Linked DNA regions of Homo sapiens: region 2 is linked to region 1. Evidence: read pairs that join two places in POLR2A ChIA-PET (ENCODE). Cell type or tissue: MCF 10A. All regions are shown on one strand. Links, peaks and the distances in the headings refer to the core of each region. The heading gives the core; the rest is flanking DNA. Region 1 overlaps LINC02308 (long intergenic non-protein coding RNA 2308). Region 2 overlaps STON2 (stonin 2).

What was found. Peaks named below come from ENCODE experiments on the same cell type or tissue, not always from the same donor. Only the 100,000 strongest peaks of a DNase experiment are listed, where the experiment ranks them.
Region 2: POLR2A ChIA-PET joins it to region 1 with 21 read pairs; 2 of 35 experiments call an interaction of 5 or more read pairs at or near these places.

The regions. Positions count from the first base shown.
Region 1 is chr14:81,429,063-81,445,641 of GRCh38, reverse strand. It overlaps LINC02308 (long intergenic non-protein coding RNA 2308), which reads left to right. Exons shown (of 3, transcript NR_109999.1): 2 at 3,200-3,357; 3 at 3,446-3,655. It also overlaps a transcript of STON2 not described here. Among named protein-coding and RNA genes, the nearest start is that of LINC02308, 13 kb to the left of the region's middle. In MCF 10A, for the core only: no CTCF peak of the experiment used is centred there; a DNase peak (open chromatin) is centred at 9,111.
Region 2 is chr14:81,357,210-81,373,788 of GRCh38, reverse strand. It overlaps STON2 (stonin 2), which reads left to right. Exons shown (of 8, transcript NM_001394390.1): 4 at 2,604-2,801. Among named protein-coding and RNA genes, the nearest start is that of STON2, 35 kb to the left of the region's middle. In MCF 10A, for the core only: no CTCF peak of the experiment used is centred there; no DNase peak of the experiment used is centred there.

The sequences.
Region 1 (16,579 bases), core at 4,113-12,112:
TGAGATATAAGTGAGAATTTACCAGGTTGGGAGGAGGTGTTTTAGAAAGATTTTCCTCCCTGATATTAAAAAAAAAGCCTCTTTTCCAGCCCAGATCACTTTCTTCTTTCCTTAAATAAGCTTTCTAAAGATGAGATACCTGGAGCTGTGGCAGCCATTTTGCAATCACAAGGCAACAAGCCAAAGATAAAGAGACAAAAAGCCTAGGATGAGAGAGTAGAAAGAGCCAGGGTCCTTTTGCCATTATTATTATTTTATTTTATTTTTATTTATTTGAGACGGGCTCTCGCTCTGTCACCCAGACTGGAGTGCAGTGGCATGATGTCTGCTCACTGCAACCTCCATCTTCCAGGTTCAAGTGATTCTCCCAAGTAGCTGGGATTACAGGTGCTTGTCACCATGCCCGGCTAATTTTTGTATTTTTAGTAGAGACAGGTTTCACCATGGTGGCCAGGCTGGTCTCAAACTCCTGACCTCGAGTGATCCACCTGCCTCAGCCTCCCAAAGTTTTGGGATTACAGGCGTGAGCCACCACACCTGGCCCCTTTTGCCATTATTAAACAAGATACTCTGGGACTTCTAATGTCCAGACTGTTCAGGTCAGGTAATGAAATTTCTTTACTCTGTGAGTTACTATAGCTGGTTATTCTGATACTTGCAGCTGGAAAGCATTCCTACAAAATATAGGCTAAAATCATCAAAGTCCAGCTCAAGGGTGGGCTAAGTGCTGGGTCCTATGGGAGATGCTCAACAACATCTCAAAAATTGGAAGAATCTCTTCTCTAAAAAAGTTTCCAGTCTAGACATGAGACAAATGTGCAAACAGATGTGACTTCTGTGTCATGCTAGTAACACCTGAGAGGGTACAAAGGTTCAATCAATTTCCTAAAAGAATTCAATCTTATTTAGCTAACTATGATCACAGATGTAAATTCATGGGTGGTGGAAGACATTATTTATTTTTTATGAAGCTGTCTTTTAATTCAGAGAGATTCGGTGACAGGTGGAACTCCCAGGGTTTCTTTTCTCTCAGATCTCCCTTTTTCTCTGACCCTCCCTTCCATGTGCTCGTCAGTTTCTGCCCTCATCTCCAGGTGCTGCCTCTGTCCTGGTGGTTGCTATTTGTGGGATCATGGTCATGAGCCTCTACATTTCTAATTCCGTCCTGGAAGGGCAGGAGAGAAGAACTCCTTGTGGTTGGTAGATCCTTGAGGTCCTTTTAAAGATTAAGCTTAGTTTAAAAAAAATATTCACAGTGGAGCAGCTAATAATAGTTAAACAAAACTTTTTCTTGGTACATATTGACTTCTTTGAAAGCGTAATGTTAATGGGTTGTTAACCTGCTTCCCATCAGTGTGTTTAATGAAATACTCAAATCCTGCTTCCCATCAGTGTGTTTAATGAAATACTCAAAATAGGTGACAGGGACAGCACACACTATTCCCCACACAAAAATGTCAAGATCGCGAAGACAGTTGCTAAAAAGGGGGTCTGGTGTAACAAAATGCAGGATGGCATAAGAGAAGGGGCACCTTTGTGAGACTGGGGGAGTCAGGGAAGCCTTCACAAAGGAGTAGCATTTGTTGGGACCTCAAGGACAATTAGGAATGTATTAGGACACTTGGGTGCAAGTGACAGAAACTCAACTCAAACTAGTTTAAGAAAAAGAGACTTAATTGTAAGGAAAATGGAATTGCTTTCACAAAATAAAAGGAAAAGCTGAATGACCTAAAGGAAGGAAGGGCAAGGAAATAGCGGGTCTTCAGCACAAGTGTATTAGAGCAGTGGTCCCCAACCTTTTTGGCACCAGGGACTGGTTTCTTGGAAAACAATTTTTTCCATGGTAGCAGGGGTGGGGGAAAGGGGGGTGGTTTCAGGATGAAACTGTTCATCTCAGATCATCAGGCATTAGACTCTCATAAGGAACACACAACCTAGATCCCTCGCATGCACAGTTCACAATAGGGGTAGCCCTCCTATGAGAATCTAAACCACTGATCTGACAGGAGGTGGAGCTCAGGCAATAATTCTCACTCACCTGCTGCTCACCTCCTGCTGAGTGGCCCAGTTCCTAACAGGCCATGGACCAGTACTTGTCTGTGGCCTGGGGGTTAGAGACCCCTGGAGTAGACAATGTCTACTTTACTTGCCTCAGTTTCTCTCTGCATCTTAAAACAGAGAAAGAATAACTCCAATGTGCTGTTCTTGGTATGAAATTCTCAGGAAATCTGATCGGTTCACCTTGGTTGGGTTGCCCACATGTAGGACAATCAGCTGTGGTCAGGAATATGAAGTCACATGAGAACTTATCAGTTCCTGCTAAAATCATGTGCTTGGAGACAGTGGAGGAGGATCCCCCAGAAGAAAGGGGCAGGTGTTTCCATAGGAATGCTGTTATACTGTAGTTATTGTTGGTGGTGTGCATATGGTATTGGGCAGATAAATACAAATAAGCAGAGAAGAGAAATGGAAGATGATAAGGATGACTAGTTGATGAATAGCACACTGGGTAAAGGGAAGAGTATGTTCAAAGGCACAGAAACGTGATGGTATTGGTACGTTCTGGGAACTAGAAATAGATCATCATTGGTGGAATGGGAAGTTAAAGAGGAGGATGACAGAAGTTAAAGATGGAGAAGTAGGCTAAGGCTAATTAAGGAGGATCTTGTATCTCATCATAAGGAACTAAGATTTTTCCCATAAGTAATAAAGAGCCATTGAAGGAATTTTAATAGGAGAGAGAAATGATGATATTTATGTATTAGATCATTCCAATCGCTATGAGAGGGGGGGGATCAGAGCAATGTTTACAAGTGTGGTACCCACGACAAACTGATTTTACTTGGTGCAAGAGCTGGTTCTAAGTGGTATGCAAAAGGGAAATTGAATTTCATTGGCTCATATAGTGAGAGAGTTATTCTCTTTAAAATTCTCTTTTAGTCTGTTTGATTAACTTGAGGAGAAATGATCCATTTGGTGCCTGTATGTGTTTCATGTCTCTCCAAGGCTTGGTAACCTCCCTTTTCATCAAAGAAAGAGCAGGGCCTCAAACTCAGAACCTTCAGCAACCAACAATATCCAGCCAAGATTAAATAGTGTAGTTTTGTTTTTATTGTATGATTTTTATGGTTAATGATCTCTTTATGGCAAATGACACTGGTTTTTCATTGATGATAATGATATCAAAAATCCTTTCTAGGAAAACTGAGCAAAATGAAAGCCAATTCAAAGAAGAAGGAATTAAGTACATAATTGTGCAGATGATACATGGAAATGGTAAGAATGGTGACAATGGGACGTAAGTGACTGAAATTTGGGATACATTGGATTAGAAGAAAATAAGCCCCCAAGAAACCGGTAAGAAGGATATTGCAACAGCACGAGAGATTTTAAACTCCTTGATATCAGAAAGACTTATCTTCTATTAATTTTGTTTTCCTCTCAGGAATAAGTCTGGAGGGCAGCAAGAGTGACTGTCCAGCTAAGAACCTCATCAGCAATACAAAACATTGTCACAGATGTTGAAACAGACCCTGAGGTTAATGCATTCTTTCCAACATTAGGTCCTAAAACTTCTCCTGAAAAGCTACCTTAAATCTAACTTTTGAAAGTGCACAATAAAGGTGAATTAAATAAAAGCAACTTGAAATTTTTACTTATCCTTCAAATTCCTCAAATATCACTTCCTCTGAGAAGCCTTCCCTGATTTTTCTGTGTCTCCTTGGCAGCTCCTTGCCCTGCGCTTTCAGCGAAGCTTCCTACACATCTAAGCAGAGCTGTGGTAGAATGGTTTCTTTGTGTGCCTCCTCATCAGGCTCTAAGTTGTCCAGTGACTCTGTCTTTCATCCTTTATATCCACACCCGTTGAGACTGTTCTGGCACAAAATACGTATGAGTCCAATAAATATTTGTGCAACAAATGAATCTTGCAGTGAGGACACCACATTATAGAAGAACAATTGGAAAGTCATTACATTCCATCTGGGCGGGGTGGCTCATGCCTGTAATCCCAGCACTTTGGGAGGCCCAGGCAGGCGGATCACGAGGTCAGGAGATCGAGACCATCCTGGCTAACACAGTCAAACCCCTTCTCTACTAAAAATACAAAAAATTAGCCTGGTGTGGTGGCGGGCGCCTGTAGTCCCAGCTACTTGGGGGGCTGATGCAGGAGAATGGTGTGAACCTGGGAGGTAGAGGTTGCAGTGAGCTGAGATTGCGCCATTGCACTCCAGCCTGGGCAACAGAGCGAGACTCCGTCTCAAAGAAAAAACAAAACAAAAAAACAAAAAAATTACATTCCATGTTATTGATTTCAAGTACAGTAAAAGTTCAAAGATGGAAAAGATCAATATGAATAGAGGATGTATTGGAGGAGTTAGGATGTTACGGAGCTTGAGCTGGAAACAGGAAATCTAAATAAAGATTCTTCAATACCACTTCAGCATCTTACTAGCAAGATTTCCTACTTGGAAGTGTGTGTGTGTGTGTGTCTGAGTGTTGGAGTGTGTGTCTGTGTGTGTCTGAGAGTGGGGTGTTGGAGGGAAGGAGGGAAAGGGCCGGGTCTTTGTAATGAATTTCTCTTGTACCTTTTTCCTCTCACCTTTCTCAAGACCAACCCTTTAGAATTTGGCTGTCATTGTCTACAATCCTTCCTGTTCCTAGCATGTTCCAAAAAATGCCTGGCCCACAAACATGTGTGGGGTGGAAGAAGTACTTTGCCATAAAGACAAAACTAAACCCTCTCTTATGGACTGAAGTTTATTAAGAGTTTATAGAGAGGAGAAGAGTGGGAGCTGTGAGATCTTATGAAGGGTTTCTAGTGGATACAGGGTTGATCTGGGTGTGAGACATAAAGACACAGATTTACCCACACCCATGACCACCAGTATTCTTCCAAACTGCCGACTAAAATGGCGCTAGTCCTCCAAGCCAGCAAGAGCTGCACTGCTGTATTGGTAGCCTCTAACCACATGTGGCTATTTAAATTTCAACACAATTTAAAATTCAGTTCTTCAAATTGCACTAATCACATTTCAAGTGTCCAATAGCCACACATGCCTAGTGGCTTCCATATTAAATAGCTCAGATAAAGAACATTTCCATCATCTCAGAACATTCAGTTGAAAAACGCAGATCTAAAGAGTACATCTTCTCTGGGATGCTGAAGGTGGGAGCCACATTTAACTGCTTTTCACAGGCTTGGAAAAGTTCCTTTTCACTTTTAGCTACTATACCGTAGGATTTAACCAACACGTCCATTACTGATGGTTTCCACACTTTCAGAATGTATGTATTCTCAGAGAGCATGCAGTGAATTTTCTTTAACAATTCAGTGGTTTTTAGCACATTCACAAAGTTGTATAACCATAACCACTAATTACAGAACATTTTCATCACCCCAAAAAGAAAGTTCATAGCCATTAAGCAGTCACTCCTCATTTCCCCTTGGCAACCACTAATCTGCTTTCTGTCTCTGTGGATTTGCCTATTCTGAATATTTCATGTAAATAGAATCATACAGTGTGTGGCCTTTTGTTTCGGGCTTCTTTCACATAGCATGATGTTTTCTAGAGTTATCCATATTTTGGCTTTTATCAGTACTTCATTTATTTTATGCCTGAATAATATTCCATTATGTGGATATACAGTAAGTTCTCACTTATTGTCATTGATAGGTTCTTGAAACGGCAACCTTTAAGCAAAACAATGTATAAAAACCCCCAATTTTCCCATAAGGGAATTGACATAAACAAGAATAAAGTTCCTCCAGCACATTTCTGGTCACAAAAACATCACCAAACTGCTAAATAAAGAGCAAAAATCCTTCTAATATTAAATTTGGAAATAAATGTGAGCTATATGTACACTTTTAAAAGATTAATAAAAACAAGTAAGATAATTATTTGCCCCATTACTCCAGTTCAAGGTCTCAGGTGATTGGAGCCCATCTGGCTGCTCAGCACGCCAACAGGGAACCAGTCCCAAACAGGACATCATTCCATCGCAAGCCTCTCTCTCTCTCTCTCTCTCAGACACACACACACACACACACACACACACACACACACACACACACATCACTCTCATTCTGGGACAATTTAGACATGCCAATGAACCTAATGTGCACATCTTTGGAATGCAAAAGGAAACTGGAGTACCTGGAGAAAACCCATGCAGATGTGGGGAGAACATGCAAACTTTCAGCTGGGAGTTGATCTTTTTTTTCTCATCAACATCCTAATGAAACAACGTTATTGGAGGACCTTCTGTGCTATTTAATACATTTTGTTTATCTATCATTAATCGACGGGCGTTTGGGTGGTTTCTACCTTCAGCTATTATGAATAATGATGCTACGAACATTTGTGCACAAGTTTTTGTGTAGGCATATGCTTTCAGTTCTCTTGGGTGTATATCAAGGAATGGAATTACTGGGTCATATGGTAACTCTATGTTTAACTTTTTGAGAAATAGCAAAACTGTCTTGTAAATTAACTGCACCACTTCACCTTGTGTTCATTTAAAGAAGAGCTTATTCTTCTCTTGGCCTGACAGTGCTTGACACACAGAAACTACCTATTATTGTTGGATTGGATGGATGATCGCTTTGCTCCACACCAAATATCCTTCCAGTCTGGAACTGAAGAATGCCCTGTTGAAGACCACGATAGGGTGTGGCCCTAGTCTCCTTAATACCACCCTATTAGCCTGTCAGGGGTTTTCATCAGTCACTTCATGTTTATTAAGTACCTACTTAATTGGGGATACACTGATTGAGGATACATCGCTAAGTAATGCACAGTGTGCTAGTTAGAAAGATGGCCATTTGAGCAGATCACTAGAATGCTGTTGCTTATTGATGTTATGGGAATATAAGACCGGCAAGAGGTTCACAGCTTAGCCTGGGAGAATGAGTGAAGGCTTCACAGAGGAAAGAATATTTGAGTTTTGAGCACTAAGCAGTAGTCACCAGGGAAGAAATGCGATACAGGGGGCGAACTAAATAAAGCATTTTGCTAGAGACAGAGAACAGACCAAGACATAAGCAGTTCCTGGCCTCAGTAAGATTCCAAGGTAATGGAAGTAGAATTCAGGTTCTTCTTTCACTTGTCACTCTTCCTTCATTTGCCATCCTTTCACTTGTCATCCCTGGGCTGAGTTTAATGTGATGTGATGAGGGTTGAGCAGTTTGACAAACCATCTTGGGTCAGCTTGGTTCTCTGGCTGAAACAGTCCTTCTTCTTTGGAGTGATAGTTTGACCAATCCAAATGGAACTTCTGCTTTGGCAGAAGCCACAGCTATGGAAAGCCAGCAACCTGAATTATGGGCTGATGTCTCCATGTGCTTCCGATGCTTGGAGAGGGATGCCCATGAAAGAACTCTCCTCACACAGTCCACACCACCCCGTGCTCTGTCTGGTGTTCCTCCCAGGTGAGGTTCAACCCATGCGTGTCCACCTATTCAATATAAAGTGAATCAACTGAGGCCCGGCGCGGTGGCTTACGCCTGTAATCCCAGCACTTTGGGAGGCCGGGGCGGGCCGATCACTTGAGGCCAGGAGTTTGAGACAGCCTGGCCAACATGGTGAAACCCCGTCTCTACTAAAAATACAAAAATTAGCCGGGCGTGGTGGCACGTGCCTGTAATCCCAGCTACTCAGGAGGCTGAGGCATGAGAATAGCTTGAACCCGGGAGGCAGAGGTTGCAGAGAGCCAAGATCGTGCCACTGCACTCCAGCCTGGGCGACAGAGCGAGACTCCGGCTAAAAAAAAAAAAAAAAAAAAAAAATTGAAGTGAATCAAGTGTTTGTCCATTGATATAAACTGGAGAAAACAGAGGTAATTTCCTCTTGGGGTCTTGGGCTCCTCAAAGTAAATGACTGTAAGCTCACCCTAAGGTAAGGGTCAACACTGTTCAGAGTGGGTGAAACTGTTAAAGCCTTGAGTCTTTACTTCTCTCCTAAGCCAAATTTCTTGCTCAAGGCGTTCTGTCAACATAGGAGAATAAACAAGGGGGAAATGTCTGTAGAAAAATGTCTACATACTTGCTTTCAAGGTAGTGCCACCAAGCCAAAGGTCCTACAATGTAAGTTGTGTTACTTACTTCTACTCATTTCCTATCTGGGTGTTTAGAGAGGGTGTTTTATGAGTAGCAGAACAAAGGTCTGGTGGCACCCAGATTTATGTTTTGTTTTCATTCCTTAGAAAGATTCAGGGCAGGTGGGAGAAGAGACGGAGGACAGAGCAATTTCAATTCCCTATACGCCCTCGGTTCTAACCAGTGCCTCTCCTCCACAGTGTGGAGTGACTGCTGGTGTGTCTTTCAATGAAAATCTCTCCAGACTAAAAACTGGTGTCACTTGTCCACATGTTCACGGGGCATATGGATGTTCTTATGACAGCCTCTGTATTTCTGAATTAATAAATGTAAAGCGTTTGGAATAGTGCCTAGTAAATAATATGCACCATAAAAACGTTAGGGTCATTATCATTATCCAGCCTCATCTCTCTAGCTAGGTATGAACTTCCCTGTAATTGAAGATCTCACCATTTTTATCTTTTTTCCCCCTAAACACCTAGCACGGTGTTTTTAATAATTTGTTGGCGTGATTAAGACCTTAAACAAGTTGCTCTCCCTTTGAGAGCTCAGGTAGGACCACTGAGAGGTTGTGTGTAGAGTCCGATATGAGTCCACAGAACTATTTGGCGCCCGCTGTTTACAAGCCACTGTCCTGAGCCTACGCCCTTTGTAGAGTCAAAAGTATCAATAAATGAACGTACAGGAGTGAGGCTGGTTGAGCAATGATTCCCGCTCCTAGGAGGTCTCAACTACCAGCCCGCAGGCGGAGCGGGTGGGACTCCCATGCGCTCCCCATTCCACGCCATTTCCATGTCGCTCGAATCGATGCTTTCCGTGTTGCCTCGTGCCTGGACGGCCGGCCCCACTAGGCGCAGAGGGGAAGAATCCCAGCTTCGGGGTCTGGTTGGGGCCCCGGGAGCCGCGGGAAAGCGAGTCTGCGGCGCGGGAAGCTTGGCCAGCAGATCCCGGCGGCGCCCGGCCAGTCCCCCCGCCCCGGCTCCCCGGCTGCCCAATCATGGCGCGGCTCGGGAGCGCGCCGCGGCCAATCAGGAGCGGCGGGAGCGGCGCCGGGAGCCGGCGGGCGCAGAGCGAGCTCGAGTCTGGAGCCGGCGTCGGCGCTGCGGCCGGGAGGGATCGTGGCGAGAGCAGTGCGGCCGGGTGGGTATCCCGCGGCCAGAGAAGCCGGCTTTGCCGCGGCGACCTTTCGGCGGACGCCGGGGACCCTGCGGACCGCGGCGCAGGTAACTGCACCCACGCCCCGCAGCAGGAGGCGAGCGCGCCCCCCAAGAGGGGCCCCGCAGGTGGAGCGGGCGGGGGGCGGGGGCGGGGGCGGGGGCGGGCCGGCCGCGAGGTCCTAGCGCCGCTGTGCCCCCTGGCGCCCCCGAGCCTGCCTGGTCGAGCCACGCGGAGGCGCGGCGTTTCCACCAGCCGCGGGCGTCCCGGGGTGGGGGAGGACGAGGGGACTCTGCTTAAGGCAGGTAGGGGTGGAGGAGGACTCCTGCGACACCTGGCCCCATACACAGACACTTCTGGCCGACGGGTGTCTTCGAGATTGGGACGCCCAGGATGTCTTCATCGGCCCGAGTGGGGAGGCGACAACAGGTGTCCCTGGGGACGGTGCTTCCCCTACACTCCCCTCGCCTGAAACCCCGGGTTGGCGCCGCGCCCCGCCTTCGGGGTGTCGGGAGGCAGGACCCCAGCTTGGCCTCAGGCGCTCTGCCCGCTGGACAGCGCCCAGAGGCGGCCTGGACGTGGGGCTTGGATGGAGTTTTCTCTGCGCGTTGCCAAGCAATTTGCCTGACACCCGCCTCTCGCTGGGATGAAGAGTTGAAGATGAGAGTGCGTGTGTGCGCGCGCGTGTGCGTGTGTGTGCATTCGTGCGTGTGTGTGCGCGTCCGTGTGTTCTGGTGCAACCCCTACTGGAAGGAGCTGCCTGAGGGCTGTGAGTGAATCATTAACTGTGCTTTTGTGCAGCTCCTGGTCTCTGCCTGCCTCCCCGCCTCTCCCGACGCTCCCCGTTTCCCCCTTGAGCAGGTCCTTCTTACTCTCTGTGCCTCCCTCTCCTGATCTGTAAGGTGGCGATAATGATTGCACCGGTCTGATAGCGTTGTTTTGAGGATTATATGAGCCAATGCCTGAAAAACACCCAGCACAGCGCTAAGCACTCAATAAATACCGGCTCTTATTATTTATTATACGGAGTGGATGGGCTTTTAAAGAGTAAATCAGACGTGTCCAAACTGGCCTAGCAACCATTTGCAGCTCTGAACAGCTTTCTACACTTGAAAGGAAAAAAATGCTATTATTAATGAGACCGATGGTATCTTTAAAGGTAGCATGTCCTTTTGGGGGGCGGTAAAAAACCGATCCATTGGAATGGTGAGAGAGATAAATGCATTCCAACTAGTAACTGAGAAAAGCTTTGTGACCTTTGAAAAAATTGGTATGAATATTGTGTGAAAATAATATCATGGTACTTTGTTAAGTGTTCACCTTTCAGTAGCATGGCTGATTTGGGGGAAGTATTTGAAAGTTTTATACTTTTTACTCCTCCCTTAAACGAAAAGGTAAAATTAAAAAGAGAGGGAGGGAGAAAGAGAGAGAGAGAAAAAAAACTCAACCACACAGCAAAAATGCCAGTGGCTCATAGAAACCTAAAATTGCAGTTGCTACTTTTAGGTGTTTTTTTTCCTATGCCTGACCTGGGTGGTCTGGTTTAATTCTTTGTCACTGTGTCACTTTCTTTTCTTGGTTAATCTGAAAAGTCAATAATTGGCCCGTTTTATTTTTCTTTTTAAAACTTAAAATATCGACATGTAGCGGACCTGCTTGGAGTTCTGAACCCCCTGCTCAATTGCCTCCTACTGTGTGACGAATCCAAAAAACCTTCTCAAAGCTTCTCTAGGGTGATGTCAGTGGGAATCTGTCTTACCACACCATACTACCCCCTATCCCCCAACCCATAGGCTAGGAACTGGGGAAAGGATGCAAACAAAATGCCCCAGTTCTTCTAGGGTCTCTTGTGCTTTTGCCAGGAGCCTTAGAATGAATACATTGACTTAGAGGAAATGCTTATCTTCTCAGGGGGTAAGAAGCCCACTTCCAGATGCAATCTTTCAAGTCTCAGATTAGCATGGCAGCCCTTTCAGTTGTTGATAAGAGGACTTTTACTCTCTCCAGTGGCGTGGGAGGATCTGAACGCTTGCTGCTGGGGGTAGTAAGAGAGATGTGTTGGGCGGGGCAAAGACTTCTGAGTTCAGAGCCAGACTCCCACCTCGTGAGATCTCAGACTGTGACTGATTCTGGGAAACTTCAACAAATTGCTTTGTTTTTCTGAGCCAGGCTTCTGCTTTATAAAATGAGTTGTTGAATTTTTAATTTTATTATTATTTTTTCTTAGAAGTTGTTCTAAGGATAGTACTAATGAATGGAGGCGCCGTGGCACAGTTCCAGGGATGTGGTTACAGGTCTGTAGCATCCAGAGAAGATCTTAAAAGTTATACCTGGGAAAGACACAAAAAGCTTGACCGAGGGGTAACACTTGAGCTGAGTGTAGAATGATGAGCAAGTCTCTTGTGCAGGCAGGGGTGAGGTGGGATTGGAAACAAGGTAGAGCAGAGAAGAGAAGACATTCCAGACTGAGAGAAGTGATCAAAAGGACTGTTACAGTCAGTTTAACGGTAAATAACAAGTAACCCCCAAATCTCAGTGATTTATAACAGCCAAGATTTAGTTCCCTCTCATGCTGCATGTCCAGTGTAAGTCAGGCATAGTTCTACCCCTCACTTGTCATCATTCTGGGACCCACTGAGGCTTAAGAAACAGCTTCTCTCTGGGACAATGTGGATCTTATTTATGACAAAGGGAAAAAGGACATGATAGAACAAAACTGTAGCATCTAAAGTCTGCTCAGAAGTAGCAGCCATCACTTCAGCTCTCATGCTGTTGGTCAAGGTAACTCACATGGCAAAGTCTGCTGTCCGTGGTATGGGGAAGTCTAAACCAGCTGCAGACAGCAAGGTATGGCTGAGCAGGAGGAAAAGTGCTGAAGGAAACAAGATCAGGAGGTGGCCCAGTGGCAGATGATGAAGGACCCTGGGTCGGGTGCCAGGGGATTGGGACTTTATCCATTGGCAGGGAGCAGCCACTGAAGAGTTTTGAGTTGGGCTTTGACAGGGTCAGATTTTCCTGCTGAACACACATTTCTAGTGGCCAGGTGGAGAGAAGATTGAAATAGGTGAGCTAAAAAGCAAGAGGCGATGAGGGCCAGGGCAAATACGGTGGCCTGCAGTCTCTCTCTCACCATCTGTTACATGACTTCAAATTCCACTGCTAGAAACTGATTTAGTTGGCGCTTGAGCAGCTTGCCTTCTTCACAAGTTCTCTCCTAAAATGCACGTGCTCTCTCATCTTGAAGTCGTTATTTTATATCACCTGAAGCAGTGGATCTCAAACTTTAGTGTGCATCCGAATCACTTGGAGGGATTGAGAAAATGCAGATTGCTGGGCCTGGCCCCCTGAGTTCCTGAATCAGTCAGTCTGGTCTGGGGCCTGGAAATGAGTATTTCTGACAAGTGCTCAGGGGATACTGATGCCGCTGGTCCCACCCTTTGAAAACCACTAAACTAAGGGGAGACATTAAGATGTGATTGAGATAAATATCTGAATAGAAGAGTCCAATGGAAGGAGGAAAAGGGCTGGAAGGTCTCAGCATTCTCCATGCAGAAGTTTTGCTGAAGGCTGGCTCTGGCCATGAGCAGTAGGCTCTGTAAGAGTAGCTGAGTCTCTAGGTGTATATTAAATTGCAGATGCAATGCTCATAGTGAGAAAATGAAAAAAGCTTGGGTCCAGAGAAGAAGCATACAAGTGCTGCTTTGTCCCATCCCTTTGTAATTTTGCCCAGACTTCCCATCCTGTCATCTAGCACACACCCTTTTGTCTGGCTCCAGACCTCTCACTCAGGCCTGTCCACATATTCCAATCCTGATCCATCACACTTCTTGTCATTCCAGCTATAATTTCTTCTGGAGCTGAGCTTTCCCACTGGGTGGACATTTGGCTGAATTTTCATATAGTCAGACCAAGAAATTGCTTGCTTTACTTGAGGTCACCATCATAATTAAACATCTGTGCCATGTGGTCATACAGATTGTGATCAGCACCTACCCCCAAGATAAATAACCCCCTGAGAACCCAAGATTGTCCATGGTTTGGCTTATACTACGAGATGGAGCAAGTTACTACAATTCCCCCCAACTGTGACTCATCACTCCTGTAACAACAGGGCATGCCAGAAATGGACGTAAAGGAGCAAATATGTTGGGGTGTCTAATGTGACACGGGAAATAAAACACAGTGAGAGTGTCTTTTTTTTTGCTATGGTTTTTCTCATTCGTAAGCATGGCACAAATTTGAACTCTACCTAGGGTCCCAATAAACCAGTGGTTTACCAGCATGTGACAGAGAGCATGTAAATGCATGAAATACTTCTAGGATCACCATTCTAAGTGCTGGCTACCAGATTAGAATATTTGTTTGAAGGTAGGATGAGTGCAGAATTATCCATCGGGGTATGAATAGAAAATTCTAGAAATTCTATATGCATTTTATTTTTTTGAGATAGAGTTTTGCTCTTGTCCCCCAGGCTTTAGTGCGGTGGTGTGATCTAAGCTTGCCGCAACCTCTACCTCCCAGGTTCAAGGGATTCTCCTGCCTCAGTCTCCCAAGTAGCTGGGATTACAGGTACCCACCACCACGCCCAGCTAATTTTTTTTTTTTTTTTTTGAGACAGAGTTTCGCTGTTGTTGCCTAGCCTAGAGTGCAGTGCGCAATATCGGCTTACTGCAACCTCCGGCTCCCGGGTTCAAGCAATTCTCTTGCCTCAGCCTCCCTAGTAGCTGGGATTACAGGAATGCGCCACTATGCCTGGCTAATTTTGTATTTTTAGTAGAGACAGAGTTTTGCCATGTTGGTCAGGGTGGTCTTGAACTCCTGATCTCAGGTAATGTGTCCACCTTGGCCTCCCAAAGTGCTGGGATCACAGGCGTGAGCCACCGTGCCTGGCCACAGGTAATTTTTCTATTTTTAGTAGAGATGAGGTTTTACTATGTTGGCCAGGCTGGTCTCGAACTCCTGACCGCAAGTGATCCGCCTGCTTCAGCCTCTCAAAGTGCTAGGATTACAGGTGTGAGCCACTGCATCCGGCCTTCTATATGCATATTAAATGTGTATAAAATAAGAAATATAATGAGCTCATATTATAAAATGAAGTGAGTGAGATTTGAAAAGATCCTTGTTCCAGTTGAGATTTGAGAGACAAGTCATACCTTGAAGGTGTGCTTTCTGAAACAGGAGAAACTCCCCCAGGATTCTGTGTACCTTCCCAGAGGTGGATGAGAAAGCTTAGAACTATAACCTCTGTCCTGGAGGCCTGAAGCCAACTGTTTCCCTCTCCAGGTCATTTTGGAGAGCCAGCAGTTTTTCCCCCTCGTGCAGCTGTGGCCTCGGTACTGCCTTCACTTGATCTATTCTATGGTGAACTACCACAGTTCCCTCCAGCTCAGGTTTCCAGGAAACCTGGCCTGAAATTTCAAAAGGTGCAGCAAACAAAACTGTGGATGTAACTCTGAGAGCCAGTGAGAGAAGGGACACTTAAACCAGCCAGGGGGATTTGAAATGCTGAACAATTCATTAGAAGGTGCTGCCATCCCCACTGGATAACATTTACCCAGCACTTTGATATTTAAGAAATGTTAAGTATCACAGCATAGAAAAATATTATCTTCTATTATCTAGTTATATTAAATAAATGCTTATATCTCATATATATATGTTTTTTCACATCTCTAGCACTTTCAGGAGGTAGACTTTAGTGTTACTGCTCTCTTTCTGAAATGCAGTAACAAAGATAGAAACAGTTGACCAAAATTCTATAGATACATAATAGTAGGGCAGGATTGAAACTTGGATTTTTCATTCATAGTGTACAACCTTTGTCACCCCAGCTGGCTGCCTACTAACTTGGACTGGTGCCCTGAAGTGGCCTCTCTAACTGGCAAGGGGTGGTCAGTGTTCCTTGTGATGTTTCATCACAGCGAAGAGTGTGAAGCCGCTTTGCAGATTGCTAATGGCTCAGTGAAACCTTTGGGAGTTATGTTCATCTGAATGGTATTGACCATCTGCTGAGTGCAAGGCTTTGAGGAGAACGTTACGAGGAATTCAGAGAAGTATTATGCTCAGTCTCTGACACAGCCTCTATGCTGAGAGAGAAAAGACATAATATTTATATAAAATCAATGATAGTTAAACCACAGCGAGACCAACAGTAGGCAAATAATCCAGTGGGCTGTCAAGTGCTGTGAATTCAGACAGCGAGTCTTTCCCAGATTGTGCTGGGCTGGGAAGGTTCAGGGAGGAGCAGCTACTCCGGGCTGGATGGAGAAGGAGGATTTAGCTAGGTGGGAACCATAGTCTTTAGGGAAGGAATGGGTCTAAGTGAACTGTGCCCCTGCACTGGTCCACAAGTCTTTTCAGGTCCATTCACTGGACTACTGTATCTGAAGTAAAGGGGTCAAGTGGGAGAGAAGGGAAGTCGGAGCTAGATGACTTTTTTCTTTTTTTTTTTTTTGAGACAGAGTCTTGCTGTGTCACCCAGGCCGGAGTGCAGTGGCGCGATCTCAGCTCACTGCAACCTCCGCCTCCCGGGTTCAAGCAATTCTCCTGCCTCAGCCTGCCGAGTAGCGGGGATTACAGGCGCCCACCATCACGCCCAGCTGATTTTTTGTATTTTTAGTAGAGATGGGGTTTCACCATGTTGGCCAGGCTGGTCTCGAACTTCTGACCTCAGGTGGTCCACCTGCCTCGGCCTCCCAAAGTGCTGGGATTACAGGCGTGAGCCATCATGCCCGACCTAGATGACTTCTTAAAGCTGTCCTTTCTTGACTGCCATCGGACTATTTAATCTTTGCCTAAATTATCAAAAGCACTGTTTAATCTGAATGGCTGCATAACCTCCTACAAATGAAGCCATTCAGTGATTTATTAGTAGGTGAATAACACTGGACTCTGATTTGGCCCTCTTAACATGTTCATTGTATTAATAGGAAAGCACTTTGGAGCTAAGGATGTCAAACGTCTATATAAATAAAATCTAATCCTATTATAAACTCTGTCAAACTTGCAGGCAGTTGGTCCTACTCCACTTGCAGTCTAACCTGGAAAGGTCAAATGACTTGTTGAAAGTCATGCAGAAATCCCCTGGTGCTTCTATAATAACTGACCCTGCTTCCCCTGACATTTGGTGGTGTCTAGCTTAAGTCACTTCATATCTCCGTAAGGATGGTGACACTAAGAATGACATTAAGATGACACTAGGGCTCCTGTCATTTAGATAGGATTTCTCCTACTCATATTATGCCCCATGGGGGCTCTCAGCTGTGACCCCAAAGGGTCCTTGTTAATTTTAAGCTTGGGGTGAGATCATTGTACACTTCTCTTTCA
Region 2 (16,579 bases), core at 4,494-12,493, 72 kb after region 1:
TCAGCTAAGGGTGGAGGTTATTTCTAACTTACCCTTTAAGACTTTTAGGAATTCTCACTTTATGCGTCAGCTCTTCTGTTCCCCATCTTCGGTTGGCCCTAGGTTCTTTATTGTTTGCCTTCTTCATAAGAGATTTGGAAAACTCAAGAGTCTGGTTTGTTCAAAATCTTGAGAGTGAAAATCAGCTTGTGTCCTCTGTTTACTCTTTTGGGGTTGCAGCTTTCACTCGGCCTCTGATGATTCTTTACTTTGTTGCTCACCGTGTGATGCATTTTAAATAATGTTATTACATTTTACAAATATTTTAATTGTATTTCCATAGTAGTTTAAAGTATCTTAACCACCATACTATAGGAAATGGCATCATATAGCAAGCTTTTATAAATTTGGCTTTGCTTTTTACTTTTGGTTGGTTTATAAAAAATTTTTATCTTTTCTTCTTTTTTAGTATTTTAATTTTTTTCTATGTTTGGGGTGGGGGTTATAGATACCAGTCCAATTTTAATATTCTGTATTTAGTATAGACTGTTATGGAATGATTTGTGGTGCTTCTGTTGATATAACCAACAAATATTTGTTGAATGCCTGCCTTATACCAGGCACTATTCCAGGAATGGGGGTATAGAAGTGAACATAATAGACAAAAATCCCTGCCCCCTCAAGGAGCTTGGATTCTAGTATGGAAGACATGGGCGTGTAGTACATTAGACAGTGATAACACTAAGGACAAATAAAGCAGGGAAGGGGACCTCGCATTTTTGGAGAGAATACTCAGGAATATGCAGAAAGGGTGACATTTTTAAAGAAAAGAGGATATGAACAATGAGAACTCCAGAAAAAGGACCTAAATGCTTTACAAATGCCTAAGGGAATAAGGAATGAAAAATTTTATATTTATACTATTGCAAGCATTGATGTTTATTCTTTCTTCTCTCTTAAATCTCAATTTTTCTTTTTCTATTTGTTTTGGTTTTCCCGGCAGGAGAACTGACATTATCATCTTGGGCAAGTTTCTTAATGTCTTTGAGTTAAAATAAGACTACTGCCTATCTCTCAGGATAGATGGATGAAACAAGACATTTGTAAAATACCTGACATTTGATGGGTACTCAATACATGGTAGTTTCTCTTGTTTTCATTCTTCCTGTCTTATCTAGGTTATTTTCAGCACTTGTTTCAGTACCTGTTGGTAAATTTGCAATGATATGATTCTTCTTCTTCTTTTTTTTTTTTTTTTTGAGATAGGGTTTATCTCTTGTTGTCTAGGCTGGAGTGCAATGGCGCGATCTCACTGCGACACCCGCCTCCTGGGTTCAAGCGGTTCTTGTGTGTCAGCCTCCCAAGTAGCTGGGATTACAGGCGCCCGCCACCATGCCCAGCTAATTTTTGTATTTTTTTAGCAGAGACGGGGTTTTGCCATATTGGCAGGCTGGTCTTGAGCTCCTGACCTCAGGTGATCCACCCGCCTTGGCTTTCCAAAGTCCTGGGATTACAGGCGTGAGCCACCGTGCCCGGCCGTAATGATATGATTCTTATGCAGCACCGTGGAGGCAGCATGTGATAGGAAATTAACTAAAGACAAATTAGGAGAATTCGAAAGTTTCAAATTTGAAAGACTTTAAAAAACCTTTCTAAAGTAGTTTTTAAAGTCTGATTTGGTTCTCAAGACTAAGGAGATAAAGCCAAGTTTTGTACATTTTCCCCTTAAAGGTATTTTTCATTGTATTGCAGCAGGTTGGCAGCCTCAGTAAATCTCCATTTGTAAATGTGACAGTCAGCAGAATCTCCAGTTACAGTCAACTCAAAGCAAGCAGGGGCATGCCACATACATGTTCATATATAGTTACATATCTACTCTTTATCCTTTAACCTAAACTGGCTCTAATGTTTCAGTGTAAATTGGTGAGTTTTTTTGTGCCACTAAAAATGGAGGAAATGTAACAGTAAGGGTGAAACTGCAAGATTCCTGTAGTTTGGGTTTGAAAAAAGCTGAAATCTAAGTTAAGAAGTGAAATTAGACCCTGAAGTAACTTGTGTTCCTTTAGTGAGATTTTCTTTGATTGGAGAGTCCTGGGACCTTACTTTTCTTTTCTTTTCTTTTTTTTTTTTTTTAGACTCAGTCTCATTCATTCTGTTGTCCAGGCTGGAGTGCTGCAAGCTCCGCCTCCTGGGTTCACGCCATTCTCCTATCTCAGCCTCCCGAGTAGCTGGGACTACGGGCTCCAGCCACCATGCTTGGCTAAATTTTTGTATTTTTAGCAGAGACGGGGTTTCACCGTGTTAGCCAGGATGGTCTCGATCTCCTGACCTCGTGATCCGCCCACCTCAGCCTCCCAAAGTGCTGAGATTACAGGCGTGAGCCACCGCACCCAGCCAGGACCTTACTTTTCGTACTGGTTTTGATACTGACTCACCATGGGGTCTCAGTCAGTCAGTTTTTCCTGTCTGTGTCATGAGTGATACTCTCCATACAAGACTTCCTTGCCTCATATGACTGTTGAGATTTCATATGATGTGAGCAACATCAAAGTAAGATAAGCACTAAAGATAAACAAAGTACAACTATTTATATTGTATGCTTTTGGTTTTTGGTCTCTCCCCAGCCCTACCATTGACCATGCCCTGCTGGACATGCCCTTCCTTTGACTCCCTGGGGAGATGCCCTCTGACTTCTGAGAGCAGCTGGACCACCCATTCTGAAGACACCAGCAGTCCTAGCTTTGGATGTTCGTATACAGATCTGCAGCTCATCAATGCTGAGGAGCAGACGAGTGGCCAGGCTTCTGGGGCTGACTCAACTGGTAAGATGGAGCTCTAAGCCAGAGGGCTTTGCAAATCACTTTTGGTGTACCCAGGTCCACTTTAAAGTCCTTTTAAAAATTGCTGCAGCTGGCTTCCTTTGCAGAATGAGTTCAGGTGTTGTTATCCAGTCAAAAAGCTAGAACCCAAAGTGGCTGGAAATTGCATTGGGGAAGATGTATACACAAATTGGATCCTTGGTTGGCAGATTATTCATACTCGGCAACCATTTGACAGTGTATCTTAATATGTTGTTTTCTGACTGTTTGGTATAAATACCATTCTCTGTCAATTTATTTTCTCCTGGAATTACTGAACGTGTGTAAATATGCACAAGGCTGAATCTTTCATCCTACTACCCATGCATCTTGCCTTTTCAATAAGAGGGAGGTAGATTTAAGCAGAGAAAACGAATGTTATATAAAACAGAATGAGAATCAACACTCAGCCACTGTGTCCAGACTACAAATCATTTGGCAGTTAAGTGTTTATTCTGTTGTGCCTTGGTTGAGTGATACATCAATCGGCAATGCACTATGCCTCCTTTATTAAACTTTCCAGTAGGTGTAAGATGGAATGCTGGCTTTCTTTGCAGGTGGAATATGGGTCTGTTAACAAGTGCTGAATTACAGGCAAGGTTTGGGAATGGCACTGGAAAGATACTTGGCATTGGAAAGATGTTCTTGGTGTTTTGGTTATTTGACCCGAGAGATTGGTTTCTTCTGAAAGTGATGAAGTTACTGCTCGTTTCTCTGTGGATGAAATTACCCAGTGTGTTGACAAGATTTGTTTTTCCTCTTCAATGTTGTTCAGAGTTTCTAGATCATTTTTAAGCTTCGGATGTTTGCCCTCATGCTATGTGCCATTCAATTCTACAAGTATAGAGAGCGATCTGTCTTGTAGACTGAAGGCTTCAGGCAGGATTTGGTTTGGTATTTGATAATGTTGCAGAGAATCCTAGTTTATCATGGACTCCCTTTGTCTTCAGAAGCTGTGGTTCTTTATAGCATTTTGTTTTCACAGACACTCCTTCAGTTCTGGTTTGTCTCTGTGACTGATGATCCTGGTTGGTGGCTGAAATATGCCCCCACAGCCCCATTTCCACAGTGGGGGCATCTCATGGATGCGAGCACACCTTCAGCAGCTGAGGCTGTTAGGAAGAGAGGCTGAGCTTGCCTCCCTGCTTCACTTTTCATTGCTCTGGGCCCCCTTTCCAGGCCTTTCCAGGGAGGAGGCCCATATGCATACCCAGACTCCAGAGCCAGACTGCTCAGGTTCAAACCCTGATTCTGCACTGACCAGCTTACTATCTTTATGACTCCATTTCCTCATCTGAAAAATGGGTATACCTCACCAAGTTATCATCTCCAAATGAGACAGTTTATGTAGAATAACTTATGTGATGCTTGACACAGAATAAGTGGCCATCAGGGTTGAAACAAGTTCTCTTTCCTGCTGCAAGGTTCTTGTTGCTTTGGAGAGTTGCAAAATGGGCCCCTCACTGAAGGAAAAGCCAAGATTTCTATGCTGAGGCTGTTTTTTCATTGCCTAATCTACTTTCTTATTAGATGAAAGTTGCTTTAATTCTTGGAGGTTCAAGTGATGAAAATCAGAGCCCTAGCCTGAACTAGACATTATTAGTCTGCCTCCACAGCTTATAATTATTTTTAACATCTCCTTGTTCTAAAGTCATTCTAACAGTGTCATAGTTTGCATCAAGAAAACCTCCTCCCCTGTTTTGGTTGGGGTCCTGGCGGGAAGCAGATGGTGCCCTAAAAAGGTTTATCTGGAGAGAGCTTAATGAAGGGACCACCTACAGAGAAAGCAAGCGCTGGAATCATAGAAAAGGGACTGCCCAACAGGAGCTATGGCGACAGAAAGGACAGAGCCACTGCAGAGATTTGACCAAGCAGGGAGATAGGGAGGAATAAATTCCCAAATCTGGTGCTGGTGTTTCCAACTAGTAGATCCTAGCCTGAGGCCAAAGGACATGAAGCCCTGGGGAAGCAGCCCACAGAGGTCAGTCGCCAGAGCAGATAGAGTGGATCTGAGGTTGGAAGCGGCAAACAGGTGTGTTGGAATAGCCAGCACACTTGATCCTCACCAGAAACTAACTGGCCCCTACGCCAGAGTTTACACCAGAGACTCAAAGGCAAATCTGGGACTAGAGAATGAGGAGGGATGCTCTTATTCAACAAGAGGCAGTTTCTATGGCTACAAGGAGGGTAGAGGTATGGCCTTTTGGCAACCATCCTCTTTTTTGTTTGTTTTTGAGATGGAGTCTCGCTCTGTCACCCAGGCTGGATGGAGTGCGATGGTGCAATCTCGGCTCACTGCAACCTCTGTCTCCCAGGCTCAAGTAGTTTTCCTGCCTCAGCCTCCCAAGTAGCTGGGATTACAGGTGTGTGCCACCGCGCCTGGCTAATTTTTGTTATTTTAGTAGAGACAGAGTTTCGCCATGTTGGTCAGGCTGATCTCAAACTCCTGACCTCAGGTGATCCACCTGCCTTGGCCTCTCAAAGTGCTAGGATTACAAGCGTGAGCCACCATGCCTGGCCCCATCCTCTTTTACAGTAGTAATAGTTATAGCTAGCACTTACTGAGTGTCTGCTGTGTGCCAGCATATGAGGTGTATGATCTGTGGCTTTTACAGCAATCCTGCAAGGCAGGTGTCATTCTCCCCATTTCCTAGTTGACACTGAGTCTGAGAAAGGTGAAGCAACTTGTTAAGAGAACACCACTGAGAAATGGATGACCTGAATTTCAGTGAAACTTCCAAATCCTTTTCCAGCCAGTTCCCAAACAGTCACCATAGTTATTTATTTGCTATGTTACCCCCCAGACCTTCCATACAGATATGTATAGAGGATGCATACAAGCATATATACATATTTTGCCTTGGCTTATTTTTAATATAAATAGGACCAAGGGATTTAAAACAAGATGTGTAGCAGGCAGAGCTTGAGGATAAAGTCCATATGTCCTTGACAGATATGAATGCTTACAGATAACTGCTGTGTGCCCACAGTATTATGTTCTATAAACAAATGTCTGGACATTTTACTTTGAAATCTCCCTATTCTTTAGTAATTAAGCTAGGACCCAGGATGGCCCAGGTGCTAGGGAATGCTTCCATCTGCTTTGACGGACGCAGTCTTCCTTTGCATCTTACCTCCATCTGCCCTCCAGGCCCAGAGGTGACAGGTAGTATATCTCCATGAGCCTGGGAAATGAGGGGCAGTGAAGTGAGTCCTCAGAGAGCAGCTCCGCAGGCCATGGAGACAGTGTCTGGATGCATCCTGAGCTGTAATAACCCATGAGGCTCTTCCTGAACATCCTGACGTGTGCTATCAGGGTAGAGCTCTGGCTTTGAAAAGTCTTCACCTCATCCTGGGTCCCAGAATAGAAGGAGGAGAAGGAAAGACAAAGTTTAGGAGAATGAACAAGTATTTTTCAACCTGTGACATTTAACCATTTACTCCAGTAGCAGGGAATTTAAAAATGCTTTCATTTGTCCAGGCATGGTGGCTCGTGCCTGTATTCCCAGCACTTTGGGAGGCTGAGGTGGGTGGATCACTTGAAGCTAGGAGTTTGAGACCACCCTGGCCAACATGGTGAAACCCCGTCTCTACTAAAAATACAAAAATTAGCTGGGCATAGTGGCGCGCCTGTAATTCCAGCTACTTGAGAAGCTGAGGCAGGAGAATTGCTTGAACCCAGGAGGCGGAGGCTGCAGTGAGCCAAGATCGTGCCACCGCACTCCAGCCTGGCTGACAGAGTGAGACTTGGTCTCACAAAAAAAAAAAGGAAGAAAAAAATGCTTTCAGATGAGCTATCGAGAGCTTCAAGGATATCTGTACACATTGGAAAGCCCTCCAGCCAGGTGATGCCCTGCCCTCTGCCTGGCACCAGGCTTGTGGCAGTGCCAACCTCTGGGAGAGCCCTGCTTTGAGGCTGGATGGTTCCAGTTGGGTAAACCGAAACCCCCTGGGGTTATGGGGCAGATTCCCATCAGTCTGTCCTCCGGGTAAGTCATTTCTTCAGAGCTTTACTTTCTTATCTGTAAAATGGAACTGAGCGATCCTGCTCAGTCAGGGTGACAGGGTATATATGAAGGTGTTTCGTACAGTGCCAAGTGCTGTAGGAATAAAAAAAATCTTAATTTAATATCTCTCTGCCTCATTTCCATTTGATATGGGGCATAAGGATAATTACTGTCGACTCCTCTGTTACCCCCAAAGAAAGCTGTTACTCAAACTATAGCATGTGGAATGAGATCTGAGAAGTGCTTTGCATTTCTCAGCAGCAAGCAGTAAATACAGAGATGCAGTGGGGAGTTCGGTATGATTGGTTTCTGTGCCTGGGGAACCTTGGGAGGAACTGCCTTGGGGAGATGTTTGTCATTGCCCCCCCACCCCCTGCCGTGCCCTTTAGCATTGCAGAGGGTGGTAGAGGTTGAAGAGTTCCTTGGAACTGCAGTCTCATCCGGAGCTCCCTCAGCTGAGCTGGGCTCTCCCTGGCAGCACAGTGTGTCAGGGTAACCACTGGGCACCTCATGTTCTGTGATTCATCTCTTGTTTGGAGAGGGATTACGGTGCTCTGGGCCCAGCCTATTTGCCTTGGCCCCCTTGCTTGGTAGTGGGCTGCCGAGAGCAGAGCCACAGCCTCTTCCCTGTCATCTGCGGCAGAGTTCTGCAGGGATTTGGCAGCCCTGCAGGGCAATCCAGTTCCCAGCATAATCGTGGAGGGAAAGACTCTGTGATCAGCCTACACTTTATTCTCATTTTCTCACCAAGGGGATAATTAGTAGGAAGGCAAACAAATCCCCTTACCTTGGTTAAATCACAGGGTGCGGGGGGGCAGAGCTGGAGAGCAGTGTTGATGTTAGCTCTGAGGTCTGCTCTCAAGAGCGAATGGCAGGAGAATTGTTAATAGGCAAAATCCCAAACAACATTTCACTCCTCTCTTACCCCTCATCTCCACAGGAGTCTCCTTTGTCTAGACAAGGTGGGCACACCCTGCTATTTTCACCAGTCAGGGTAGCTCTGTAATGCCACTAGGTTCACATGGGTTGGTGAACAGTAAGAGGGTCGAGGGAATAAAAGCAAACCTTCTGCCTTTGAAGTTCATTCCAACCAGGGAAGAGAAAATATGTAAATGCTTGCACACAAGCTGCTCTTAAGTAGTAGTCTTTGGTTTGGGTTCTTTTTTTTATTTTTTAATTTTTTTATTTTGAGACAGAGTCTTGTTCTGTCACCCAGGCTAGAGTGCAGTGGCATGGTCTCGGCTCACTGCAACCTCCACCTTCCGGGTTCAAGTGATCCTCCCATCTCAGCCTCCTGAGTAGCTGGGACCACAGGCACGTACCACCATGTCTGGCTAATTTTTGTATTTTTAGTAGAGACGGGGTTTCACTGTGTTGGACAGTTTGGTCTCGAACTCCTAACCTCAAGTGATCTGCCCACCTCGGCCTCCCAAAGTGCTGAGATTAAAGGCATGAGCCACTGCACCTGTCCAGGCTCTCTTTTATGCATAAGAAAAGTGTAGATTTAAGTGTAGGATTAGAATGCTCAGATATATGTAAGCTGAGGATGTCAAGACTGGATGAAGCACATAGCAGGTATTTAATAATTGTTTAATGTACCCTTGAATGTATAGCTTGAGATTGCAGGTGGTGGTCTGCCAAACCCCTGTCAACTCTAGTGGGGATGGCACCAGGTTCACGAGACTGAAGAAGAGACCCAAAGCCAGCAAACAAGACGTGGGCCTTTCCTGGTGGCTTACATACAGGGAAGAGAGTCCAGTGGCGGGAGACTGGACAGGACAACAGCAACCACTTGCAAAAAGCATGCAGTTTGTATAGCATTTTCAGTTAGCACCATTTTGCTAGCAACCTCCATCTGGCAACCTTTATTCAACCCAGAACTTGGGGCCTTGATCCACTGTATAGCCTGTGTTCCATGGGATGGGCTGGGGGCTCAGATGTTCCTCATAGACAAGGAACAAATCCCCAAGTTGGCTACACCAGGATTCATTAGCTCAGCACACACATTCATGTGAATCTGCCATACAGGGTCCTTCTCAGGCTGTGTTTATGTTATTGCTATCAGGTGGATTTACCATACGGGTGGCTAAAATCGTCTGCATCCCTGATGTTTGTATCCCACTTGAACTTAAGAGTCCAGCATTTTCCAAAGTGTGTCCCATGCAAGAGGCCAAAAAGATCCAGATGCTGGGGCCAGTGTATTAGGTCACGCTGTGCCCCCTTTGTTGGAGATTTATAACATGTATTCGCTTATTAAAGACTTTGAAAATTCCCGAAATTATATGTATGTATATGTATAATTTATATTCGTATACATGTATATGTATATGTATACACACACATACATATACAAATGTAGCTTTTCATTAATCTCTACTGCCTACTTGGTCAGATCGTGGTGTACAGAAACCCAAACATACATAAATTGGCAAAGCTGACTTGGAAGTACATGCCATTTTAGCAGTGTTTTCTAACACTGCTAAAGTGTTAGAAAGCTAGAGAAACCAGAAAGAAATATTTTGACAAACTACCTGTATTAGTTAACTTTATAAAGTTAGCCTTACTTTGTCTCTTGCTCTGCTGAACCTCTTGGCCTTTTTAAAAAATATAAAATTCTAGATTCAGCAGACTCAAAACTATATTTTGCCAGACTTTCTTTGTATTTAAACCCTCATAGGCTTTAAAACAAATTTAGACCAGATGTTCTTGATTCATTTGCATTTAACGGATCACAGTGGACTCCTGCCAGAGCAGTAGGATATCCCTAGAGATTTTGAACTCAGTTTCTTTTTCTCAGAAACAAGTGTTTGTATTCTATTTGGATTTTAGAGTCCAGCATTTCCCAAAGGGTGTCTCAAAGTGATTTCCCAAAGTGAGTAGAGAGTTGTAGCCTGGGGAACCTCAATTTTTGTGACAACAACTTTAGATGCTCAGAAAGGTTCTCGTCATTATTTAATAAGATCATCGCCTGGGCTGCATGTCTCTGTACAAGATATAACATGTTTCTCTGTTGCCTGTTTTGCTGTAATCCTGCTGCAGCTCATAGAGCTCCAAACCAGAGTGGAGGGCCCAGATTTGCAGGTAAACAGTGATTACCGTTGTGCTTGATGGGATTACAGGAAATTTTTGTGTTCTTAAGGCACATCTCTATTTTATGATATTTTTAAACCTTGAATATATTTTGCTTGGATAACAGAAACAAGTTAACTAATTTTTAAAATTCTTTCTCCTAGTTACAAACGTCAGAGATACTCATCTTTTTCCTGAACAATATTTTCCTTCCTCAAAATGGAAGAATAGCAGAGCAGTTTTTTTTTTGAAAACAAATCACATCTTTTCACTCTTTCATTAACAAATTTGACCTCATTTCTGTTCTTATGTATTTTTGTCTTCATTTGTTGTGCATTTTAGATTTTAATCCTTATTAAAACCAAAAAACTCTAATGATTGCTTTGTTTGAAGCTTTTTCCAGGAGGTTCAAAAGTTTCTCAGAAACACATATATTGAGTTCCTACCATTTGGCAGTTACTGAGAATACAAAGAAAAGTAAGCTATGTGATATTTTCCCATGAGGAAGTGATAATCTGCAAACAGCTTTTTTTGCCATTAAAATGATTTTTATATATAATTTTTAAAATTGTTTCTATGTGTAATTGTTTCTACTGTGTGCCAGGAATGTCCTATATACTTTATACATATATTATCTCATTTAATCTTCACAATTTAAAAGTACATATTATCCCATTTTATGAATGCAGAAACAACAGCTAAAGAGGTTAAATGATTTGGCAAAAGTCACACAAATAAAAAGGGTAGTTGGGATTCAACCCAAGTCTCTTTCCTGGGCTCACCCTGCCCTGTGCCTGGTATACTGTGGGAGGCTGGTGTTTGTGAACACAGTCGCTTGCTGGAAGGAGCAATTATAGAGAGCCTTCCCCAGATGCAGTGCTGCCTCCGCCACATTTCTCAGGAGCAATATACAAACCCCCATCATGTGCTTATTTCACTGGACCACAATTCTTTGTTTAGGAGTCCTCCGCTGGACCGAGACCTTTGTGTAAGCAGGAGCCACTTCTATTGTATATCCCCAGCATGTTGCCTGGCACATTGAAATTATACAGTGGATTTTTGTGGAATAAATTAATCCTTTTTTAAATTTAAAATTTTTAAATTATAAGTAGACAAATTATATGTATTTATGGGGTACAAAGTTATGTTATGATTTTTTAATACAATGTGGAACAATTAAATCAATTAACGTATCTATCACCTTAAATACTTATTATTTTTGTGGTGAGAAGATTTGAAATGTATTCTCTTAGCAATTTTCCAATCTAAAATACAATATTAGTCACTGTATTCATCACACCATGTAATATATTTTCAAGAAATAAAAACCTTATTACTACTGTCTAATTGAGGCTTTGTACCCTTTAACCAACATCTACCCATTCCCTGCATCTCCCTAGGCTCTGGTAACCACCATTCTACTTTTTACTTCTTTGAGTTTGATTGTTCTACATTCCACATATAAGGGAGAATATTTGGTACTTGTTTTTCTGTGCCTGGCTTATTTCACTTACCATAGTGTTATCCAAGTCCATCCATGTTGTTGCAAATTACCAAATATTTTTCTTTTTAAAGGCTAAATAGTATTTCATTGTGTATGTATGCCACATTTTCTTCATCCATTCATCCACTGATGGACACTTAGGTTGATTCCATAACTTGTGTATTGTTTAATAGTGCTGTAGTGAACATGGGCATGCAGACATCTCTTTGGCATACTGATTTCAAATCTTTTGAGTAAGTACCCAGAACTGGGATTGCTGGATCATATCATAATTCTATTTTTAGTTTTCTGAGGAACCTTTTTCATAATGGCTGTACTAAATTGCATTCCCACCAACATTATACAAGGGTTCCCTTTTCTCCACATCCTCACCAACGCTAGTTATATTTAATCTTTTTGATAATGCCATTCTGACAGGTGTGAGGTGATATCTCATGGTGGTTTTAATTTGCATTCCCCTAATGGTTAATGATGTTGAGTATTATATATATATTTGTTAGTCTTTTGTATGTCTTCTTTTGAGAAATGTCATTCAGGTCCTTTGCTTATTTTTAAATCCAATTATTTGTTTTCTTTCTATAGAGTTGTTTGAGTTTTGTATATATCTTGGATATTAATCCTTTATCAGATATGTGGCTTACAAATATTTTCTCCAAATTCATAATTTGTCTCTTCACTCTGTTGTTTCCTTTGTTGTACAAAAACTTTTTATTTTGATTTAATCCCATTTGTCTTTTTTATTTCGTTTCCTGTGCCTTTGGGGTCAAATGTAAAAAATCATTGCCTAGACCAATATTGTCTAGTTTTTCCCTTATATTTTCTTCCAATAGTTTTACAGTTTCAGGTCTTATGTTTAAACCTTTAATCCATTTTGAGTTGATTTTGTATATGGTGTGAGATAAGGGTCTAATTTTATTCTTCTGCATGTGGATATCCAGTTTCCCCAACACCATTTATTGAAGAGATGATCCTTTTCCTAATGTGTTGGCACCTTTGTCAAAAATCAAATGACTGTACATGTGTGGTTTCATTTCTGGGCTTTCTGTTCTGTTCCATTGGTTAATGGGTCTCTTTTTATGCTAGTATCATGCTCTTTTAGTTTCTATATCCTTGTAGTATTGTTTCAAGTAATATGGTGTGATACCTCCAACTTTGTTGTTTTTGCTTATGATAGCTTTGGCTATTTGGTATTTGTTTTGTTTTGTTTTTAATTCAGTGTGGAATTTTAGGATTGTTTTCTATTTTAATGAAAAATGACATTGGAATTTTGATAGGGATTGCATTGATTCTATAGATTGCTTTGGGTGGTATGGTCATTTTAACAGTATGAATTATTCTAATCCATGAGCACAAGATATCTTTCCATTTATTTGTATCTTCTTAAATTTATTTCATCAATATTTTATAGTTTTCACCTCTTTGGTTAAATGTATTCTTTTGTTTTTGTAGGTATTGTAAATGGAATTGTTCTCTTGATTTCTTTTTCAGAACATTTGTTGGTGTATAGAAACAGTACTGATTTTTGTGTGTTGATTTTGTGTCCTGCAACTTTACTGTGTATGTTTATTAGTTATAACAGTTTATTGGTGGAATCTTAAGTGTTTTCTATATGGAAGATTATGTTATCAACAAACAGTGGCAATTTCATTTCCTCCTTTTCTAATTGGATGCCTTTTATTTCTTTCTCTTGCCTAATTTCTCTAAGGATTTTCAATACTATGTTGAATAGAAGTGGCAAGAGTGGGCATCCTTGTCTTGTTCTAGGACTCAGGGAAAAGAGTTTCAGTTTTTCACTGTTAAATATAATGTTAGCTGTGTGTTTAATCACATATGGCCTTTACTGTGTTAAGGTACATTCCTTTTATACCTAATTTGTTATTTTTTTTATCATTAAAGAATGTTGAATTTTGTCAAATGTTTTTGCTGTATCTAATTAGATGATCTTTTTTTATCTTTTATTTTGTTAATGTGATTATCACATATATTGATTTGCATATATTGAAACATCTTTGCATCCCAGGGATAAATGCCACTTAATTATAGGTGAATGATTATTTTAATGTGCTATTAAATTTAGTTTGCCAGTATTTTGTTGAGGATTTTGGCATTTATGTTCATGAAGGATCCTTTCCTGTAGTTTCCTTTTCTTGTAATGTCCTTGTTTGGCTCATAAGAAGAGCTATGCTGGCCTCATTAAAAGAGTTTGGAAATGTTTTGTCTTTAATTTTTTTCAAGAGTTTGTGAGGATTGGAATTCTTCTTTATTTAAAAACATTTCTTTTAAGACAAGGTGTTGCTCTGTTGCCAAGGCTGGAGTATAGTGGCATGAAGACAGCTCACTGCAGCCTCAACCTCCCAGGAATGAGCGATCCTCTGCCCTCAGCCCCTTATGTGGCTGGGACCACAGGTGTGTACAACCACACCTGGCTAATGGCAGACTTCAGCAGTAAAGCCATTGGGACTTTTCTTTGATGGAAGTTTTTTGTTTGTTTGTTTGTTTTTAAATCACTGGTTCAGTCTCCTTACTGGTTATTGGTTTGCTCAGATTTTCTATTTCCTTGTGATTCAGTCTTGGTAGATTACATTTGTTAGGGAATTTATCCGTTTCTTCCAGGTTATCCTACTTTTTGGCATGTAATCGTAATATTCTTTTAATATCCTTTGTATTTCTGTGATTAGTTGTAATGTCTCCCCTTTCATTTCTCATTTTATTTACTTGTGTCTTCCATTTTTTCTTAGTCTAGCTAAAAGTTCATCCATGTTATCTTTTCAAAAAACCAACTCTTCGTTTCATTGATTTTTTTGTATTTTTCTAGTCTCTACTTCAGGTATTTCTGCTTTGATCTTTATTATTTCTTTTTTCTATTGACATTGGGCTTAGTTTGTTCAGCTTTCTCTGTTTTCTTGAGGTGTACATTAAATTACTACTTGCAATATTCCTTATTTTTTGATGTAGGTGTTCATTGCGATAAACTTTTCTCTTAGAACTGTCTTTGCCACATTCCATAAGTTGTGGTACATTGTGTTTCTGTTTTTGTTTGTCTCAAGATATGTTTAAATCCTTTTAATTTCTTCTTTGACCCATTGGCTGAGAGTCATGTTGTTTAATTTCTATATATTTGTGAATTTTCTGAAATTCTCCATGTGATTGATTTCCATTTGTTTACACTGTGGTCAGAAAACACACTTGATATGATTTCAGTCTTCTCTAATTTAATAAGACTTGTCTTGTGACCCAACATATGATCTATACTGGATAATGTTCTGGATGCACTTGAGAAGAATGTATATTCTGTTGCTGTTGGATGGAATGTTCTGTATATGTTTGCTAGGTCCATTTGGTCTAAAGTGTTGTTCAAGTCCAATGTTTCCTTATTACTTTTCTGTCTGGTTAATCTGGCCATTATTGAACATAGAGTATTCAAGTCCGATATGATTATTGTATTGCAATATGTCTTTCCCTTCAATCTTTTAATGTTTGTTTTATGTATTTAGGTGCTTCGATATTGGGGGCTTATGTATTTATAATCATTGTATTCTCTTGATGAATTGACCCCTTAATCATTATATAATGTCCTTATTTGTCTCTTCTTACTGTTTTTGACTGAAGGTCTATTTTGCCTGATATAAGTATAGCTATCCCAGCTCTCTTTTGGTTGCCATTTGTGTGGAGTATCTTTTTCCATTCCTTCACTTTCAGTCTATGTGTGTCTTTAAAAGGGAGGTGACCCAGCATATAGTTGGGTCTTGTTTTTTTATCCATGCAGTCACTCTTTGTCTTTTTATTGAGTAATTTAATCAATTTACATTCAAGGTAAGTATTAATAGGTAAAAACTTACCACTGCCATTTTATTAATTGCCTTCTGGTTGTTTTGTAGATACATTTTCCTTCCTTTCTTCTGACTTCATTTGTGATTTTATGGTTTTCTGTAGTGGTATGCTTTGATCCTTTGTACTTTTGCTCTTCTACTAAAGATTTTTGCTTTGTGATCACCAAGAGGCTTACGTAGAACATCTTATACATCAGATCGCCTATTTCAAGTTGATGATAATTTTGATTGTATATAACAACTCTACACATTTACTCCTCCCTCCCCCCACACCTTATGGTTTTAATGTCAGAATTTATATTATTTTGTAATGGGTATCCTTTGACAATTTATTTTAGCTATAGTTGTTATTAATAGTTTTGTTTTTTAACCCTTAATGCTAGGGATAAAATTGCCTTACACATCATCATTATAGTACATTTAGAGTATTCTGAATATGGCTCTGCTTTACTTATACCATTGGGTTTTGTGCTTTCTTTTTTTTTAATTTTTTTAATTTTATTTTTATACTTTAAGTTTTAGGGTACATGTGCACAATGTGCAGGTTAGTTACATAGGTATACATGTGACATGCTGGTGCGCTGCACCCACTAACTCGTCATCTAGCAGTAGGTATATCTCCCAATGCTATCCCTCCCCCCTCCCCCCACCCCACAACAGTTCCCAGAGTGTGATGTTCCCCTTCCTGTGTCCACGTGTTCTCATTGTTCAATTCCCACCTATAAGTGAGAATATGCGGTGTTTGGTTTTTTGTTCTTGCGATAGTTTACTGAGAATGATGACTTCCAATTTCATCCATGTCCCTACAAAGGACAAGAACTCATCATTTTTTATGGCTGCGTAGTATTCCATGGTGTATATGTGCCACATTTTCTTAATCCAGTCTATCACTGTTGGACATTTGGGTTGGTTCCAAGTGAATAGTGCCACAATAAACATACGTGTGCATGTGTCTTTATAGCAGCATGATTTATAGTCCTTTGGGTATATACCCAGTAATGGGATGGCTGGGTCAAATGGTATTTCTAGTTCTAGATCCCTGAGGAATCGCCACACTGACTTCCACAATGGTTGAACTAGTTTACAGTCCCACCAACAGTGTAAAAGTGTTCCTATTTCTCCACATCCTCTCCAGCACCTGTTGTTTCCTGACTTTTTAATGATTGCCATTCTAATTGGTGTGAGATGATTTCTCATTGTGGTTTTGATTTGCATTTCTCTGATGGCCAGTGATGGTGAGCATTTTTTCATGTGTTTTTTGGCTGCATAAATGTCTTCTTTTGAGAAGTGTCTGTTCATGTCCTTCACCCACTTTTTGATGAGGTTGTTTGT